Linked DNA regions of Mus musculus: region 2 is linked to region 1. The links are chromatin loops, found by intact Hi-C in ENCODE. Cell type or tissue: heart. All regions are shown on one strand. Each heading gives the region's core, and the rest is flanking DNA. Links, peaks and the distances in the headings are about the cores only.

The links. A loop is a pair of places that touch in the nucleus more often than their neighbours do. Peaks named below come from ENCODE experiments on the same cell type or tissue, not always from the same donor. Only the 100,000 strongest peaks of a DNase experiment are listed, where the experiment ranks them.
Region 2: a loop joins it to region 1, with 6 times the contacts of the local background. A loop is called at or near these places in 9 of 42 quality-filtered maps.

What each region holds. Positions count from the first base shown.
Region 1 is chr13:3,405,183-3,408,000 of GRCm38, reverse strand. No RefSeq gene overlaps it. Among named protein-coding and RNA genes, the nearest start is that of 2810429I04Rik, 72 kb to the left of the region's middle. In heart, for the core only: CTCF peaks have their summits at 1,192 (motif pointing left) and 2,042 (motif pointing left); a DNase peak (open chromatin) is centred at 1,160.
Region 2 is chr13:3,895,680-3,898,497 of GRCm38, reverse strand. All of the region lies in intron 3 of Net1 (neuroepithelial cell transforming gene 1), which reads left to right. Among named protein-coding and RNA genes, the nearest start is that of Net1, 21 kb to the left of the region's middle. In heart, for the core only: a CTCF peak has its summit at 1,376 (motif pointing right); a DNase peak (open chromatin) is centred at 1,397.

The DNA.
Region 1 (2,818 bases), core at 178-2,677:
CAGCAAGTTCTTTTATCTGTGGAGTACCTTGCTGCTATTGCACAAGTAAGTGTGTGTCTGTGTGTGTGATTTTCATATATGCATGTATTGTATATTGGGCCTATCTCTGCCTCTCAATAGCATTATCCTTTCTTTTCTTTCCTCTTTCTCCCTCAGGACAGTTTTACTTTGTTTATGTCATCGAGACATTCATATTTTTATACATCCGCATAAAATGTAGGGACACACGCACACCGAGTGAAACAAAATTAAAATGAAAAATGAAAACATGCAGTCTTTTTGTTCAGTATTCATTAGCATATTCTTTTCTTTGATTTTTAAATACAATTCATGTATAATAATTAATGGTCAATCAGCTTGAAAAATTTCCTTAATGCTGATAATAGCTTTTTTATTGATATCCTTGTGGTTTTCATACATGTTATTATGCTATCCGCAGAAAAAAAATGGGTTACCTGTGCCTTTTTTATTCTTATACCTTTATATTAATAAGTGTCAAGAAAAACCTTCAATAGATTATTGTACGCTAGAATATGGCCCAATGTCAACTTTTAATTCTTACTAGTGACAGAACTTAAAATATCACATTTGTCCATTCTGACCACAGCAGTATGCTTTCTATAAGAGTGATCGCAGCCGGGTGTGGTGGTGCATGCCTTTAATCCCAGCACTCGGAAGGCAGAGGCGGGTGCATTTCTGAGTTCAAGGCCAGCCTGGTCTACAAAGTGAGTTCCAGGACAGTCAGAGCTATACAGAGAAACCCTGTCTCCAAAACCCAAACCAAACCAAACCAAACCAAACAAAACAAAACAAAAAACAAAAAACAAAAACAAAAACAAAAAAACAAAACCCTAAAAAACCCAACAAGTTTGATCGCTGGCCAGGCAGTGGTGGCGCACATATTTAATCCCAGCACTTGTTAAGCAGAGGCAGGCAGATTTTTGAGTTTGAGGCCATCCTGGTCTACAGAGTGAGTTCCAGGACAGCCAAGGCTACACAGAGAAACCCTGTCTCGGAAAAAAAAAAACAAAAAAACAAAAAAACAAAAAAAAAAAAAACCAGAAAAACAAAAACAAAAAACATTGATGGCCACTTACTAGGGCTCAGTGGCCACACTCCACAAATAGGGAAACAGACCAGTGGTGTTATTGCGACCCCTTCTGGCCAAAGGTAGTTTATGTGCTTGTCCTGATGAAATGAGGATATAGAGACCAAGTATGGGATGCCACCTTGTGGAATAAAGAAGTTAGTGCAACTGAGTTGTCTTCTCCCACAGTTGCCTTGGCTGGCTTCATTTCCAAGTGTTGGAGGAGACCTGAATCATCCTTACCACAAGGACTCCTCTCTCAAAAGAAACCCAGCCTCAGTTTTAAAGAAATGGACACTTGATTTCCTGTAAGATTCGTGCGCATCCCTCAATCTGGCAAAAGTCCAAAGGACTTTCAGACTCATGAAACTGCTAGGCAACCCAAGGCACTGAACGTCATTAGACAACTCAGGCCAGTGACTTCCATCTAGTCCAATAGAAAAATACCTCGAAATACCCAGCTAAAATTCATGTCAGATGTCGTGAATCATCTAAGCTAATAGCATAGTTTATAAAATTCCCCGGTAAGCACTTAGTTGTTTGTGGTGTCATGGTGGTGGCCCACTGTTAGTACAAGAACTCAGGTAGGAGGCAGAAGTAGGTAGATATCAGGGAGGAGAACATCCTAGTTTACATACATAGTTCCAGGCTAAATACAAACAGAGACAAATGTTTGATTACCAAATACAATTTTCAGTAATTGACATCCAAAATGAACATGTTATTGCAGATGTGTGTCCCTTCTGAGTGCAGTGTAAGATCAAACGTTATCATGGCAAAATAACATTCATGAGAAAATAAACCGGAGACACTAAGGAGATTAGGACAGCAGTAATAGCCATGGAGTAATGGTGATTCTGTGGTTAAGAGTACTGGCAGTTGATCCAGAGGTCCTGAGTTCAATTCCCAGGTACCATGGTGGCTCACAATCATCTACAATGAGATCTGGTGCCCTCTCCTGGCCTGCAGGCAGAATGCTGTATGTGAAATAAATCTTTTTTTTTAAATATTTTTATTAGGTATTTTCCTTATTTACATTTCCAATGCTATCCCAAAAGTCCCCCATACCCTTCCCCCCACTCCCCTACCCACCCACTCCCACTTTTTGGCCCTGGCATTCCCCTGTACTGGGGCATATAAAGTTTGCAAGTCCAATGGGCCTCTCTTTCCAGTGATGGCTGACTAGGCCATCTTTTGATACATATGCAGCTAGAGTCAAGAGCTCCGTGGTACTGGTTAGTTCATAATGTTGTTCCACCTATAAGGTTGCAGATCCCTTTAGCTCCTTGGGTACTTTGTCTAGCTCCTCCATTGGTGTCCCTGTGATCCATCCAATAGCAGACTATGAGCATCAACTTCTGTGTTTGCTAGGCCCTGGCATAGTCTCACAAGAGAGAGCTATATCTGGGTCCTTTCAGCAAAATCTTGCTAGTGTGTGCAATGGTGTCAGCTTTTGGAAGCTGATTATGGGATGGGTCCCCGGATATGGCAGTCTCTAGATAGTCCATCCTTTCGTCACAGCTTGAAACTTTGTCTCTGTAAATCCTTCCATGGGTGTTTTGTTCCCAATTCTAAGAAGGGGCAAAGTGTCCACACTTTGGTCTTTGTTCTTCTTGAGTTTCATGCGTTTAGCAAATTGTATCTTATATCTTGGGTATCCTAAGTTTCTGGGCTAATATCCACTTATCAGTGAGTACATATTGTGTGAGTTCCTTTGTGATTGGGTTACCT
Region 2 (2,818 bases), core at 57-2,556, 490 kb before region 1:
TGCATGTGAGGCATTGTGCAGTGCAGGTGAGGCATTGTGCAGTGCAGGTGAAGGACAGTGCAGTGCAGGTGAGGCACGATACAGTGCAGGTGAGGCACGATACAGTGCAGGTGAGGCACGATGCTGTGCAGGTGAAGGACAGTGCAGGTGAGGCACGATGCTGTACAGGTGAAGGACAGTGCAGTGCATGTGAGGCATTGTGCAGTGCAGGTGAAGGACAGTGCAGTGTATGTGAGGCATGACACAGTGCATGTGAGGCACGATGCTGTGCAGGTGAAGGACAGTGCAGTGCAGGTGAGGCATTGTGCAGTGCAGGTGAAGGACAGTGCAGTGCAGGTGAGGCATTGTGCAGTGCAGGTGAGGCACGATACAGTGCAGGAGCAGGGGCTGAACTCAGAGTAAGGAGAGGGAAGAGTGCTGAAGATGCAGCAACCTGGACCAGTTTAGGTTCAGAGAAAATGGGAGGAACCAGCATCCTAGTGTATCAGAAGAGATGTGGCCTGGCAAGATGACACAGGAGGTCAAGGCATTGGTCACACAAGCCAAACACCCAGAGTCTGATCCCTAGAACTCGCAGTGGAAGGAGAGAACCAGGCCCTAAAGCCGTCCTCTGATTCATATCTGCACACATACATATCACACACATAATAATAATAATAATAATAATAATAATAATAATAAATCTCAAGATAGGAACTAATACACTCTACTGGAAATTATTATTATCCTGTGTATTTGAGACAAAGTCACCACAAACAGCAGTACTCATTTTACTTGGTATTTGTGTTATCTTTACAAAGAACAAGATGCAAACATCATCTTTTGTACTCTTGTTCAATAGCACTTAATTGACCTCAGCTAAGCTCTTTTCTACACCAAAGTACTTACTAAAGCTTGAATACACACACTTTTTAAATCAGTGACTTTTTAAAAAACAAATCCACAAATAACTTCATTACTCATTTCTTTCATAATGTTTCTGTACTTTTTTGTTAGTAGTAGATTTCTCAAAAGTTCCCATTTCTTTATTGGTGCTTCCTTTTTTAGTAACACTTTTGAATGTTATTTATAACTTATCTATTTTAGTAGAAAAATAATACATGTTACATATTTGTGATTTTTAAGTCTAGAGTTTTAAAAATAGAACAGTTCCTTGCATTTAGAAAAGGTCCTGAAGTATTTATGATCTGTGGAATGTGTTTTATGCACTATACAACATTTAAATAAATGTTTACATGAGGGTCAGAGGTATAAATAATCTATGTTTTTCTTCAAATGAAAAACTTGTTTATGTAATCATCGATATAGTAACCTAAACAAACGTGATTACCATGTTGAGAAAAGCAGGCTGCCCCTGCATTTCACAGTATTTCCTGTAGAGGGCAGCAGAGAACTTAGTTGGTCTTCGGCAGTCCTGAGCCTGCTTGCCAACTTACCTGATAAAAGGAAGCAGTACCTACAGCAAAAAGTGTTTTTTACTTTCAAGGTTGAGTTTACTTCATACTAAATGTAGGTTGAGTTTTCACCGTAGGCATAAGGATAGCCTAACAGTCCCCTTTTGGTAGACAGAGGACGCAGTGTGACCTTTCCATCCAGGCAGAACAAGGTTCTCTAACTAAAGCTGGGCCTTGCAAACCAGTAACTTTATCAGAAACTTGATTCTGTTTACCAAGCTGTGCTATTTTTAGATAAGTGAAGGATAAATTTTAATTTTTCACATCTTATTCCCCACACAATGGAAATTCAACCGGCTGATTACCTCCATGGTACCATCAGTCAAGAACTGGGAAAACCTTGCTGTTGAGAGCCTCACTGGGCATGACCACTGGTTGAAATAAGGCCTCTCCTAACGTTAACCAACTAATTTATCTCTGTGCCTATCCTGTTATTGTAAGTCACCTGAAGTCCCAGCCTTTGCCTGTGGTCTCCTCTTTAAGACATTAGCCATTATTAAATGAACATCGGCACAGGACTCAGGAGGTTTAGATTTGAAATCTCGCTCTTCTGAACCTCGTTCTAGTGCTTTCTACGCACTGTGTAGGTTACCAGAACATATGCTGAGGGGTTTATGCCTGGTCTCTTGTCTGGAAGATATACCACAACAAAGTTGAACACGTTCAACTCTTTCCAGGCACGGAGTCACCAGCACCTTTGGATAAGTTTCTTAAATTCCCATCTTTCTCCGTCTTCAAGGTGACAGCAGTGATGCTTTGTAGCATTATTAAATAAAGTCACATGCATGGAGCTGTAACACAGAGTTCCCTTCCTGTTCTTCACCCCTCCCTTTAAGTTTCCTCTTGAGTAAACTGAAGAGCATGGGTCACTAGTCTGTGCCAGCTGAACGTGGACATGTCCATGTTGTGACTTTGGGACGTTATCTAGTTGTCTTGTTCAAGATTAGACCACAAACCTACACATTAAAATGAAACTAAGAGTTTACTGGCCAAAGGTTTGTTGTTTTCGTTTGTTTGCTGTAAACTGTTTTGGTTTTAACTGGTCCACTATGCTAGATCCAGTTTGTTTCACATAGACTTTCTGCTTGAGACATCAGTCTTTCCCTCTAGGGTCCCAGCTGAAAGACGGAAATGAAAACTATCCTTTCCCCTCCTTATCTTGGCCATACTTCACACAGAGCTAAGTGGAAAAACAGTTTTGAGAAGACGTTGGGTAAGAGACCCATGAGAATCCCTGGCAGCCTCTTTCCTAACCCCACTGCACTTCCTTCTCTTCCCTGCTGGGACTGTGTGGCCATGCTGTTGGCCTCACTTGCGTTGGTTTTTAACTGAGGAAGCTAACTGGACCAAGTGTCTCAGCGGGT